Linked DNA regions of Homo sapiens: region 1 is linked to region 2. Evidence: chromatin contacts called from ENCODE Hi-C data. All regions are on one chromosome and are shown on one strand. The core of a region is the stretch at or near the end of the contact, and the rest is flanking DNA. Distances in the headings are between cores, read along the strand shown.

The links. Hi-C counts contacts between places; a loop is a spot of excess contacts on that map. Pooled maps may share reads with other maps.
Region 1: a map of K562 shows a loop between it and region 2 (3-fold over the local background). The contact joins the enhancer-like site here to the promoter of SPATS1 in region 2. A Hi-C loop is called at or near these places in 2 of 168 maps with a recorded cell type or tissue (K562 and mammary epithelial cell), 1 of 37 single-sample maps with no recorded cell type and 11 of 50 pooled maps.

Annotation. Positions count from the first base shown.
Region 1 is chr6:44,452,684-44,459,398 of GRCh38, forward strand. No RefSeq gene overlaps it. Among named protein-coding and RNA genes, the nearest start is that of MIR4642, 20 kb to the left of the region's middle. RefSeq lists a silencer at 3,747-3,856. Within about 2 kb of position 4,173, at least 3 of the 41 ENCODE cell types and tissues checked have a DNase peak (open chromatin) inside an H3K27ac peak, as active enhancers do.
Region 2 is chr6:44,337,284-44,344,749 of GRCh38, forward strand. It overlaps SPATS1 (spermatogenesis associated serine rich 1), which reads left to right and starts at 5,367. Exons shown (of 9, transcript NM_001372081.1): 1 at 5,367-5,485; 2 at 5,813-5,951. The coding sequence starts at 5,813.

The DNA of each region.
Region 1 (6,715 bases), core at 2,923-5,422, 110 kb after region 2:
TAAGGCCAAGGAGGGGAGTTCAGGCAATATTACAGTAGGTCCCCCCTTGAGGTTTCACTTTCTGAGATTTATAATCTGTAGTCAGCATGGCCCCAAAATATTAACTCAAAAATTCCAGAAAGAAAGAAGTAATTCGTGCTTTTAAAATTACACACAGTTCTGAGTAGTGTGATGAAATCTCTCATGGTCTCACTCCATCCTGCCCAGGAGGCGAATCATCCCATTGTCCAGTGTATCCGGGTTGTGTATACTACTGGCTCATTAGCCAGCTCTGCTATCAGATCAGAAAGTACAGTTACTCATCACTTGATGGGGAGGATACCTTTTGAGGAATGTGTTGGTAGGTGACTCTGTTGTTGTGGGAGCATCTTAGAGTGTACTTAACACAAACCCAGATGATGCAGCCTGCCACACACCTAGGCCACAAATCTGTACAGCACGTTACTGTACTGAATACCGTAGGCAAGTGTAACAGTCAACTATTTGTATACCTAACATAGGTATACATACATAAATATACCTATGTTAGGTATACAAATATATATATATATAAAGAAAATATACAGTAAAAATATGGCATAAAAGATTAAATGGTGCACCTGTATAGGGCACTTAGCATGAGTGGAGCTTGCAGGACTGGAAGTTGCCCTGGGTGAGTCAGTGAATGAGTGGTGAGTGAATGTGAAGGCTAGGACATTACACTACTGTAGACTTACAAACACTGCACACTTAGGCTACACTAAATTTGAAAAGTAAAGTAATTGTGTTACACTTTATGACAGCTATGACATCACTAGGTGATACAAATTTTTCAACTCTGCTGTAACTTCATGGGGACGTTGTCATACATGTCTATTCACTAAAACATTGAAGAGAGGTTAGTAATCTCAATGGTTAATAGACTAACATTTTAAAGATAGGCTTAAATATTTCAAAAGCTTTGTCCTGTCTCAAGATTTTTTTCTTTGAAAAAAGACAATAACTTAGTAATATATGTGTATTAAAATTACCAGTTATAAGAGACTTGTTAATGTACCATGTAGAGCTGTGCTGTCCCGTATGGGAGCCACTAGCCACACGTGGTTGCTGACTGCCTGAAACGTGGCTGTTGTAAAATTTGAGGTATGCTATTAAGTGTAAAATACTGGGTTTTGAAGACAATATGAAAGTAAATGTAATATAGCTCAATTTTTTTATATTGCTTACATGTTGAAATGACAGTATGGTTGACCCTTGAACAACATGGGTTTGAACTGCAGTTTAATTATACAAGGATTTTCTTTTTCCTCTGCCATCCCTAATACAGCAAGACCAGTCCCTTCCCTTCCACCTCCTCCTCGGCCCACTCAATGTGAAGATGATGCAGATGAAGACCTTCATGATGATCCACTTCCACTTAATGAATTCTAGATATATTTTGTCTCCCTTAACGATTTTTAAAATAACATATTCTGGCTGGTGTGGTGGCCCATGCCGGTAATCCAAGTGTTTTGGGAGCCTGTAGTGGGAAAATCACTTGAGGTCAGGAGTTTGAGACCAGCCTGGGGGTGAGGTGGAACTAGAAGGTGTGGAGAAAGTGAATCCTTGTATGCTGTTGGTGGGAGTGTAGATTAGTGCAGCCATTATGGAAAACAGTACAGAGGTTCCTAAAAAAGTAAAAGGTAAACCTACCATATGACTCAGCAATCCCTCTTCTGGGTATACACTCACAGGAAATGCAATCACTGCTTCATAAAGATATCTGGTCTCTCATGTTCATTGCAGCATTATCCACAATAGGAAACACAGAAGCACAACTAACTGCCCATCGACAGATTCATGTGGAAACACGCACGCGCACACACACGATGTAATATTCTGCCTTAAAAAAGGAGATCCTGCCATGTGCTGTAACATGGATGAACTTGGAGGACATTATGCTAAGTGAAATAAGGCAGACACAGAAAAATATGGCACCATCTCACATGAAATCTAAAAACAAAAAGTCTAACACATAGAGATGAAAATGGTGGTTATCAGGGATTGGGGGAGTAGGAAATGTGGAGCTCTAATTCAAAGGATGCAAAGTAGCAGCTCTGTAGGATGGACAAGTTAGCCATCTAATGTACAATATGAGCACTATAGTTAATACTGAATTGTACTCAGGATTTTTGCTAAATGGGTAGCTTTTTGCTGCTCTTGCCACACAAGAAGGGTAATTGTGAGATGATGGCTATGTCAAACTTGCTTCACTATAGTAGTGATTTTTACTATCTATATGTATTTCATGTATTTCATAACACGTTGTCTATGTTAAACACAAAATTTATAAAAGAAAGGATATGTGGGAGATGGTTATTTGATTACTCCAAGGTGAGCTTCCTGCTTCCCCACAAAAATGGTCAGGTCTGTCAACTATAGTTTGGGTTTTAAAACTCTTCATCTGAGGAAGGAGAGATCAAGAAAACCTGCCCAGATGTAGGCTTTGCTTGCTTGAGAAATCTAGAAGTTAGTTTTTTTGTAGTGACAGGATCTCTCTGTGTTGCCCTGGTTGGTCTTGAACTCCTGGCCTCACAGGATTCTCCCGCCTCAGTCTCCCAAAGTGCTGGGATTATAGGTGTGAGCCACCACACCCTGCCTAGGCTAGAAGTTTCAAACGTCCATAGAAATTTCCAGTGTCTTCCCTCAAGCTTCTCTTAATTGGTTCTGAAAATCTGGTGGAAGAAAAAGGAGGATGGCAGCTGCCCACATTATTTTTTGTAGAGAAGGGGTTTCCTCATGTTGTCCAGGGTGGTCTTGAGCTTCTGACCTCAAGTGATCCACCGGCCTGGGCCTTCCAAAGTGATGGGATTACAGGCACCAGGTCACGTTTTATTTTAGTGTTCAAGTGGCAGGGAACCGAGAGGCTTGGCGGGAGCGAGCCACCTCATCTCTGCTTGCTGAGTTAGGAGGAGCCCATGTGGATGAACAGTTACTAAATGCTTCAGGGATTACACCTTGGGAATTGAGCCTTGGAGAACTGAGCTCCCAGGGATGGCAGGATCTTAGTGGTAAGCATGCAGATGGGACAGGCAGTAAACTAGAGGGATTTTTTTTTCCAGCTTCTTCTGTAGAAGGTGTCATTTTCTGGGGGTGAGATGGAACAAGAAGGTGGAACTAAAGAGAATCATGACATGCAGACTTGTGTGAGCCACAGACTGGGATTTTCTAAATCACATATTTGGGGTTTTTTCCCACTATTGCTTCGATGGTAATCAATTATTAATATTTGTTCTTGTCTTTAATAAAAATCGGTTCTAAAGTGACATGCTGGCTGGGCGTGGTGGGAGGCTGAAGTGGGCAGGTCACTTGAGGCGAGGAGTTCCAGATCAGCCTGGCCAACGTGGGGAAACCCTGTCTCTACTCAAAATACAAAAATTAGATGGGTGTGGTGGCACACGCCTGAAGTCCCAGCTACTCAGGAGGCTGAGGCAGGAGAATTACTTGAACCTGGGAGGCGGAGGTTGCAGTGAGCTGAGATCACTGGCAGTGCAAGACCCTGTCTTAAATAAAATAAAATAAAATAAATAAAATAAAATAAAATAAAATAAAATAAAATAAAATAAAATAAAATAAAATAAAATAAAATAAAATAAAATAAAAGTGACATGCCTGTATGGTTGGTTAAGGAAGTGGTGGGACATCTCTTCCAAATTCCACCCATCTCCTCTCTGTCCAGGCCCTCTTGGGGTGTGGTCCTAAACTCTGGAGCCAGCTGGCCCAGCCCACCGCGGCTCCAGTGCCATCTGGTGGTTAAACAGAGGAATGGCTTTTAACCGAGGGACCAAGAACTGGGTTAAGATTTTTTGACCTTCAAATCCGAGAAGCAGAACATGTTCATTCTCAACTGTCATCACTATTTTTAAGCAAACTTGCTTTTTTAAAAAAAAATTTATTTTGAACTAGATGAATTCCAAAACAATACCGGGTCTTAAAAACCCTAGCAGATTATGAAACAAAAGCAATGCTTTTGCTTGATGACAAAACCATAGCAAATAAGTGCAGGGAAAAACCTAAACTAAACCAATGCTCTTTGAAAAACAGAGGTTCATTCGACCTGGGATTTAAGCCTCCCGAAAACAGACTGAGCGTGTAGGGTGGGGCTCACCGTATTTACTGCTGAAGCCTGAGCGTCCAGCCCTAGTGGGGGCTCCAGGGGTGTGGAGGAGGCAATGAGTCACCGGGACGTGACTTTAAAGTGCCACGTCTTTGGAGCTGATTACTGGGATTGTTTTGAATGCCTCCAGCAGTGCTCGGAAGACTAACCTGTAGGCAGGGCCCGTAATGGGTTTGGAGAAAAGAGAGACGGAGGCAGGAAGACCGTGAGAAGTTATTGCAGGAGTCTGCGAGCAGATGATGAGAGTGGGGTAATGGAGAAGGAAGCGGGGTGTATTCAAGAGCTTTGGGGAGGCAGAGTGGAAGGTGTTGGTGCCTGGATATGTCTCTGATGGACAATGATGATACCTCTGACAGAAGGGCATGAGAAACTGATTTTGGAGAAAAGATGAAAGGTTTGCTATTAGTAGAAATGTCAAGCAGGTGTTGGAAAATATGGATCTGGAGGTTAAGAGGGAGGTTGTTTTTGGAGACTGATCTGTACATAGAACAAACATTGTAGGTATCTCTAATTCTAATGGCTTGTGTTGAGTAATCATCTGACATACTAGGGATGAGGTTAAACCCGCCTGTTCCTTGTCTGATATGATCCTCACAAAACAGAAGTGTCAGTACTCGATTGTCTTCCTCTTATAGATGGAGATCAAGTTTGAAAGGGCAAATTCCACCCATTTCCTTCCTACCAAAGACTAAATTAAGTAAGAGAGAGGAGGAAACAAGAAGAAAGAAACAGATGAAAAATCAACATGGTTACTGATAAAAGCAGATAGGGCTTAGATTCATGCTAGCAGTGGCTTCCTAGAGCGCCCACCACCGTTGGGCCTCAGAGCTGCCCCTTATGGGCCAGGGTGAATTTGCAGAGTGGACTCCTTCACCCAGACTGATGCCTCATTCTGGTCTAGGACGAGAAGAAAAGGAGAAAGAGGCCTGGGACTCTTGGCTTTTGGCTGTCACCCGCCAGTCTGGTTACTCCTACGTCTCTAGGCAGGAGGCCAGGAGAGTTTAGGGAAAACCCCTCTCTTAGAAAGCAGAGGAATGGAGAAGGAGTGTTCCCCATGCCTTCCCAATACAATTCAGTAACTTGCAGAGGGCACACATGATTGCCGACGCTGCATTCAGAAGACAGACAAGATGCGATTCCTGGTTCAGAGGAACTAGGTCTGCTCCGCAGGTGGGGAGGGGAGGTCAGGTGTGGCAACATGGTGACAATATCATGTAGCAGGTTGTAAAACAGAGCTAAGAGTCATGGGCCATGGAACACAGGCGGGAGCTGCAGCCTGGACTGGGCAGGTGGTGCATGTGGGGTTGCGTTTGTTGTTCTAAAGGGCAGATGGGCTTTTACCAGCAGAAGAGGAGAGAAGCTCATTTAGGTTGAGGCATGAGTAAAGGGATGGCGATGTGAACAGCCACTGTGGGTTCCCTAGGGTGGATAGGGCAGGGAGAAGTTCAGGATTTCAGGGCTGGACTTGACGCTCATCATTCGTTTCGGCCTCATAGTATGTACAGTCTCTTGGTACGTTTGTGGAATCCCCTCCTTGCTTCCTACCATAGAAGCTGAAAACTTGCTCTCCTCGTCTTCCTGGCAGTGAAAGCTCCCCAGTCAGGTGCTGCTGGACTTTGGCTCAGGAACCAGGGATGCACAGGAGCCCAGGCTGTGTGGAATCCACACCTTCCAGCTCAGAAGGACCCATGCATGCAGTTTCAGAGACAGCCATCACCACTGGAGGAATGTCCGGCAGAGGTGGTGGTGGTGCGAGCCTCAGGGTGTCTACCCAGTGGGCACAGGACTGATTCTGCAGGGTGTCTTTTGGACATTGTTCCGGGCAACACAGCCACCATGCCCGGTTCTCTGGGCCTGCCTGAGAGAGTGTGAGCTATCAACTCCCTTTGTGCTGAGACTGGTCAGTAGTGGTTTCTGTGGCTTGCAACCAAGAATTCCAGTGGGTAGGCCGGTAATGGATCCATATGGGGCAGTGGGGATGGACATGCAGGAGGTAGTGAAGCCAAGTGAGTGATGGGGATACCGGGCCCCCTGCTTCCTTGTGTGTGCCTAAAAGATACTGTAAGCTCTACTTCTTCCATGGAGCCTTCCTGATGTCTTCATTTCCAATCAGTTATTTCCCTAAATTTTCATTATATGAAAATTTCATACAATGAAATAGGGCCCAAAAATTCTTTATTCTTCCATTTCTTCATAGTTGATTTGACACTCTTGACCTAATCTGGGCAAATAAAATCCTCTCTACTGGGAATCTGGAGCTGAAAGAGAGTTCAGTTTCCCTTAATGGTGGCATGAATGTGTAAAGCCAGGAGCAGAAGAGCTGCCACGTTTCCTCATGGGGACAGAGGAACAAAGAAAGCTGTCTCCAGAAAGGGGCAGAGATGAGACCTAGGGAGAATTCTAGTGGCTTCAGTCTTGCTTTCAGGATCTTCTTGAAAACTAGCTGCAGACCTCCCTTGGTTCCTGCGAGAGCCCCTACACATCAGCTAACTTGTGTTGGTTTCTTCTTTTTTGAGATGGAGTTTTGCTCTTGTTGCCCATGTTGGAGTGCAGCGGTGTGATCTAGGCTCATGGCAATGT
Region 2 (7,466 bases), core at 4,117-6,616:
ACCCTCCAGCTGAGTAACTGCAGGGTATAATAAAGGCACTATTTACAGAGGTGAAGGTGGGGTTTAGGAAAAGCAGCAGGGAATGGGGCAATGCCTCAGGGCTGTAACAGCTGGGAGTCACTTCTATTCCTAGGCCTGCAAGGTCCAGGGAAGGAAGCAGTCAGTAGTCCCCAAAGAGAGCTGTGTGGAGCCCACCCCTGACAGGGGCCGTGGCCCTAAGGGGAGGGGCATAGACAACTGAGGCCAACAGGACAGGAGCTAGGGGTTGAGGGGTAAATACCCTGACTTCACTTCCCTCCCTGCCTTCCTCTATGGGATTTGGGGGTGCCTCTATGGGATTTGGGGGGTGCAGTCCACATAGGCCAACCTCCCAGGCAGGCACAAAACAAGGTGGAGACAGTGGGAGTGGACCTGGGAGGGATACAAGGATGGGCAGCATATGCCATTTTTGCCTCATCATTCCTCTGATGAGAGATCTGCAGTGACTTCCTAGTCCATATTGGGTTAAACCTCATATTGAAGGAATTCCACTTCAACCTCACGTAATTCAGCCTTTTCCTTTCCTGTTCTGTAGAGTATAGGCATTCCACTCACAGAAGCTGCTGTCCTTACTCTGCATGTCTGTTTTATATATTACATAGGTTACACACATTTTAAAATCTTAGTCATTGATTTATGTTACTCAGAAATCCAAGTCCAAAGGGACTTTTGTGTTTCTGGGACAAGCGTCCTCCCAGGCCTCTCCCAGGCGGTCTGGCAGCCTAGGATGTAGCCCTGACAGCCTGGCCAGTACTGAGATGACAAACGGACCTGCTCATTGCTGAGGGCACATATAAGAAGGCTCTGGCACAGTGGTGAAAGCTTAGGCTCTGAATCTAAAGAGACTGGATTTAAACTCCAGCTTTGCCAGTTACGGTGGTGGGATGAGTTACTTCTGCCTTCTGAGTCTGTCTTTCCTCATTTGTAAACAGAGGATGATTCTACTAGCACTTCACTGTGGTTGGGATTAAATGAGATAAACAAATGTAAAGAGATGGGCAAAGCTATCAGGGGAACTCAGTCAGGGAAAGGACTGTGTTTTACTCACCTTTAAATTCTTGTACCTAGCACAGTGCCTGGAACATAGCAGGTGTCTGGTCATTGTTTCCTGGCCTGAACTGATGGGGAGGCCCTCTGGCTATTTGGGAGCTGGCCATGTTAGTCAGTTCTGAGGTAGCAAATGCTCTCTCTCCCCTATCTTTGCCAGGCTTCTTCTGCCTACCATTGAAGGGTTCTGACGGTGGCCGTGTGTCAGTAATCCACTCAACACCTATTTCCCTAGCGCTGTCTTTATACAAGGCTCTGTGATGCCCCTTACTTGAAGTCAACTGTAGACAATCTATGAGCGCATCCCGTTTTCCATACCTGGGTTTATACTGCCCTCTGGTGCACACTTATGGGACACGCGCGTTAAATGAGGGCTTCTGCTGGGTGACCTTTCCTTGACATTGGGGAAGAGAGGCTCCCCTATAGGGACAGCCTGCAGTGCTCTTTCGAGGAGAAGTGGTGTTTAAGACGCCCTCCTCACCCAGTTTAGCTTGTAGCTCTTGAGGCTTACCAAACTCGAGGCTTTTTTTTTTTTTTTACCAATGTCTCTGACCCTAGGCAATTAAATAATACCATCCTTCTAGGCTCAAGTTTCTTTCTCCAGCAGGCACTTTTTGTCCTGCCAAGACTCAAGAGGAATGGGGTAGAGTTTATTTGAGTTTATCTTTCTCCCTCTGCTGTCTGGTTTCCTCTAATCTCTGGGCTCTTGATTCTTATGGCTGCCCCAGCTGCTCTCAAGGGTCTGGGGTTGGGGGAGCCAGGGGAGAACCAGAACCAACGGTTCCTATCCAGTGCCTGGCCCCCTGCTTCCACCCCCGCCTCACTGTCTATCATTCCTTCCCAGAGACAAGCTCCCAGCTACTGAAAGCGAAGTGGGGTCCTTCAGGGAGAAGGAGCAAAGGGGAAGGGAGGGGGTTAAAGTTCAGCCCACCCTCCTCTGGCCTCACCATGAAACCTGCTAGAAGTATTTGTCCTTCATGATTAAGTTGAATAACATAAATTTGCTGATATGCAACTATGTTTCACCTACATAACCAGAAATTTTATATAGTTCAGTGGAAAACTTCACACGTAAACCCTGTGCGTGTTTGTGTTGGCCTGGAGCCCCAGGTTTCCTGAGCTCATTCAGACCCAGGAGAGCCAGGCTTGTGGAACATCAGGATCCCGGACTGTAAAGCTGAAAGGAGGGCCCTAAAGCTGGAGAAACAGTTGAGTTGACCTTAAGGACCTGGGACCACCGCCCCTCCCTGCATCAGGCCTCCATGTTCCTGCACAGGTGCTGCAGTAACCTCCAGGCTGGGCTTGGTTTGGGGTGCTCAGACAGGGGACGGCAAGGGAACACTGAGGAAGGCCTTCTTCTTGCCCAACTGTGCTCACCCTCCCGGCTATACAGGCAAGATTTTCTGGGACCTTCAGGAACCTCAGTCTTCTGGGGACATCTAGCATCCTCCCCTCGCCTCTGCTGCTGAACTCTGGTTGTGGGGCTGCTGTGCACAGGAAGCTTCAGGTGCCAATCCTGGGAAAACACTGGCTGTGCGTTGGGGCCAAGCTGATCAGAGGCAGCTCCACGGCCTTGAGAACACTTTAGCTGGCTCCAGTGCCTCGCCAAACCTTGGGCACAGCTGCCAGGGCAGGCCTGGTGCGACAGGCATCTAAAACTTGCCCAAGGAGTGAGGGCAAGGTGGCCTGGGAGGTTTTAAGCTGCAGAGTAAGGGAAGGCTTGTGAGTCACAGTTCACAGGACTCACTAAGGATGAGAAAGTTTCCCTTCTGTGATTCACTCGCCTGCCTTGCAAAATCACCTGACCAACAGATAGATCTTGATGTCTTGGAACCTGGTGGTTCAGGTTAGAAACCTGGACTCTTTCCTCCTAGGAGGATGCAAGCAAGAGAGGGAGGGGCTCAGCTCAGACCATTGTAATCATCCATCCACCCACCCACCCACTCACTCATTTATTCATTCATTAAATAAATGGTTATTGAGCATTTATATGTGCCAGGCACTGTGCTAGTTGCTTGGCATACAGCAGTGGACAAAATAGACAAAAATCTCTGCCTTCCTGGTGAGGCAGCCTCTTGAGTCAAGCCATTAATAACTAACTATGCTGTTGCCCAGCTAACATTTCTATTAAATAACTGTTACCTCTCCTACCGTGGGATAAAGAGATAACATGTTTTTTTAACTTCAATAAGGGGAAATGCTCAGGATATGCAGCCATCCTTCTGTATCCCTGGGGGATTTGTTCTAGGACTCCCCTCCCACACCAAAATCTTGAGCATATCAAGGATGTTCAAGTCCCTTTTACAAAATGGCATAGTATTTGCATATAACTTATGCAAATCCTCCTGTACGGTACTTCAAATCATCCCTAGATTATTTATAATACCTAAAGCAATGTAAATGCTATGTAAATTGTTGCTATACTTTGCTGTTTTTATCTGTATTATTTTAAATTTTTATATATTTTTTGAATATTTTTAATCTGTAGTTGGTCATATCTGTGGATCCAAAACCCTCAGATATGGAGGGCCAACTTTTTTTTTTTTTTTTTGAGATGGAGTCTCACTCTCTTGTCCAGGATGGAGTGCAGTGGCATGATCTCAGTTCACTGCAACCTCTGCCCCCCGGGTTCAAGCAGTTCTCCTTCAGCACCCCAAATAACTGGGATTACAGGTGCCTGCCACCACGCCTGGCTAATTTTTTTTTTTTTGTATTTTTAGTAGAGACGGGTTTCATCATGACGGCCAGGCTGGTCTTGAACTCCTGATCTCAAGTGATCCACCCACCTCGGCCTCCCAAAGTGCTGGGATTATGGGATTATGGGCGTGAGCCACAGCCCCAGCCATCAACTATAATCTTAAATTTTAAAAGCCCAATACAAGAGATATCTATATCTATATCTATCTATCTATCTATCTATCTATCTATCTATCTATCTATCTATAATATGTTAACATATTTGTGCACAGAAAAAGGGTAGAGAGGAAGGAGCCCCTAAATATCAGCAGGGGTGTAAATCACTAGGGGTATATGACATACATGTGCATAGAAAAAGGACAAGGAATAACCCCTAAATATCAGTAGGGGAGATTGTATTTTCTAGGAGGGCCACAAGATCCCCTGTCCCCTGTGCTCTTCATACAGTATGACCATGATGGAGAGGTGTGATCTAAGTTCCCTCTCCATGCATTTGTGACTATGGAGGCAATACAACTTCTGCCTGGTCCTCCTGGGATGCTCACGTTGGAAACTCAGACACTGGTGTGAGAAAGCACATGGAAACGCCACACATGGGTGAACTGGCGCTAACCCTGCTGACCTCAACTGACAACCAGCATCAATCACCAGACACATGAGTGAGGAAGCTCCTCTGTGACCTCTGACTGAGACCCTGTGAGAGACCCCAAGCATGAACAGCCTAGCTTAGCCTAGCCAACGACCAGGATCAGAAATTAAAAATGAATGTTGTTGTTTAAAACAACAGAGTTTGAGGGTGATTTGTTATATAGCAATAGCTATCCAGGAAAAAAGTATTTAACTTCTGTATGGTGAGATCATGGATATTAATAATACTTTTCCATATTTTCCAATATTTCTATAATGACCATTTATTTCTCTTATAATCAGTAACAAAAGAAGGGAAAACTTGGTCTAAACACGAATTTAGGGACTTAAACTAGACTTGGAGAAAAGCTTTCTATGCAAGATTTATTAGATACTGGAAAGGATGAGGAAGACAAATTTAAGTCAATATGATGGAAAGAGTGGTGGATTTGGAATGAGGAAACTTAGAAATGAATCTGTTTTCTGGGTGACCTTGCGCAAGCCTTTGCTAAAATTTGGTTTTCTATTTTGAAAAACGCAGCTGGCTGTTTAAGGAAGATAATATCCACCAGGGCGCCTGGCCCAGAAAAGGCGCTCTGTAAGTGGTAGGTGGATCCTGTCTAATCAACGCCAATTATAACCAGGCATCTGCAAGCTTTGTGGAGGGCGCATCTTTCACTGCTACCAGAGCCTACAGTTCTAATAATGAAAATTGCCTGGAAAAGAACCACAACTCTTAAAAAAAAAAAAAAAGTCCAAAATCACAAAGTGGCTTTTGCAGCGGTCCTTGCCTGTGACGCCGGGCCATGGCTGGAGCTCCTTGCTCCGTACCTCTCAGGAGCCTCCATCCTGTACCAATGGCCAGAGAGCCGGGGGGTGACAGACAGGGGGGCCGGCAGCCGAGCCAGGCAGGACGCTGCGCGCCGCGTTACTGGAGCCGGTGTCCCGGCAACCCCGGAACGCGCCTCTGTGGGAGAAGCAGGCGGCTGCGGTGTCCCTTTTGCCCTAGGCTCTCGGTTCTCAGGCCTCGGCGTGCGGCGTGCGTTCGGCAGTTCAGTTGCCAGTTGGTTCGTTGGTCCGTGGAGGCCTCTGAGCACAGACCCGGGCCTCCCCTGGGGAAGGGGGTGGGAAGACCCCGAGGTGGAAAAGAAGGAGCACCTTGAGCTGGATGGGGGCTGCAGCGAGCCTGGTTCGGGCTGGGGGCGGACTCGCTGGGGCTCCCAGGGCTTCCAAACCACGAAACGCCCAGGTGGAGGGAGTAAGGCTCCCGTTTAGAGGCCAGTCCTGCCCTCCTGACTTTCGGTGGCTTGTGGAATTTGTTTGTTTTGACTGATACCTTTCTTACGAGGGACTTTCTTTGTCTCTGGGTTGCTTCTAATATTTAAAATCATCATGGGCACAGATGAGTCCATCCATGCTCACTGGAAACAGTCCACGGGGCTGCCGTCTCCCCTCCATCTCAAGCACGACCTGCGGCAGACAGCTGGAGAAGGTTCCAGAAAAAAGGGACTCTGGCATGACCGAGGTGGAGAGGACCTACAGTTGAGTTCTAAGAAATCCAGGCTGTGGAGTTGGTGGCCACATCCAAGTATACTACACCCGGGGGCGGGGGCAGGTGGGGGGCACCATTTGAAGTTTAGAAGGAAGCTAGTTTGGGGGCATGTAAAAAGAGCTGCTTGAATAGTAGCTTATGTTTGTGCTAACCCAAGATTTGATTAGGCAGAGAGCACCACCAAAGCAGAGAGTCTCATAAATTACCTCACTGGATCTCACAGCAGTGGAGAAGTATATTACCTATGAGTAAAGGGAGCCAGAGATTTGACCTGCCCAGTGCTTGGGTTAATAAAAGGTGAGCCTGGGATTTGACATGAGCCTGGGATTTGACATGAGTCTGCCATACTTTCGAGCCTGTGTCCTTTCATCTTTCCTTTGCTCAGATATTAGTAGGTTTGTGTCATTGTTTATTGGATGGGACAGTTCAGGTGAGAATTATGAACACTCTAAAAATTAAATAATGGCTGGTAGCTCCATAATTGGTTAAGGCCGAGGAGGGTATTTGGGGGCACGTTTGCCTTTGGAGAACAGTGTCATGGCGCTGAACAGCCACAGTCTCCCAGAAAAGCTCAGAGTGCGCCTGCGCTCAAGTTCTCATTTACCTGTTATGGGTGAGTGGCCTGAGTGCTGCAAAAAGGGGTTGTGAAATATCCAGACTTTGCGGGATCAGATCTTAGCTTTCTCCCTGGTCTTCTGTATTCTGGGTGTGTGATCTCCTCATTCTCCTTCACAGTGGGGAGAAAGGAGGGAGGTACAACTCATTCCACCCAGCTATTAATATAAGCTAGGACCGTAGAGAAGGAGGAGCTGGAGGAGTTAGAGCTATTAATTGTCCAAGTGTGTCTGCAACAGCAAGGAGAAAAGGGTTCTGGGATTCTAACTTTAAGCTCCAGACCTTCCTGCAGTTTCCAGTTTGGGGTAAAGGAAGAAGCTGCTGTTTTAAGGATGTCCTAGGGAGGATCCATGTTTTCGAGTTAGGGGTAGCAGAAGGGTACCAGGTCCCAGACCACATTAATGAAAGACCCATGGTGTCCTTTCCTGCTGTGTAGGTGAGTCTATTCAGGAGAATACATCTGAGTTTAGCTTAACATGGAGTCTATGGATTTCAGCAAGGAAGGGGCTCCACAAACCAATTGAAGATACGTGTGTGTGTGTGTGTGTGTGTGTGTGTGTGTGCATTTTTCCATCAGAGAACCGATTGCTTTCATTACTGCTCATGGGGGAGAGGATAGAATCAAAAAACGGGTTAAAAACTTCTGTCCTTGATCCTTAGGCCCCTTGTGAAGCAGATAAGCAGGGGTGGGAAATAGTGTTTGGTTAAATGAGTATCCATGTTAAACAAACATGGCTTGATGTATTATTTTTCTCCCTGCCAGACAGAGCTATTATGACAATCAGCTGAGATGACAAACATATGAAAGTGCTTTGGTTATGTAAGGTGTTATTCCTGCCTAAAAAAATGGAAATAATTATCCTGAATTCCACAGATGGCAATAAAGAAA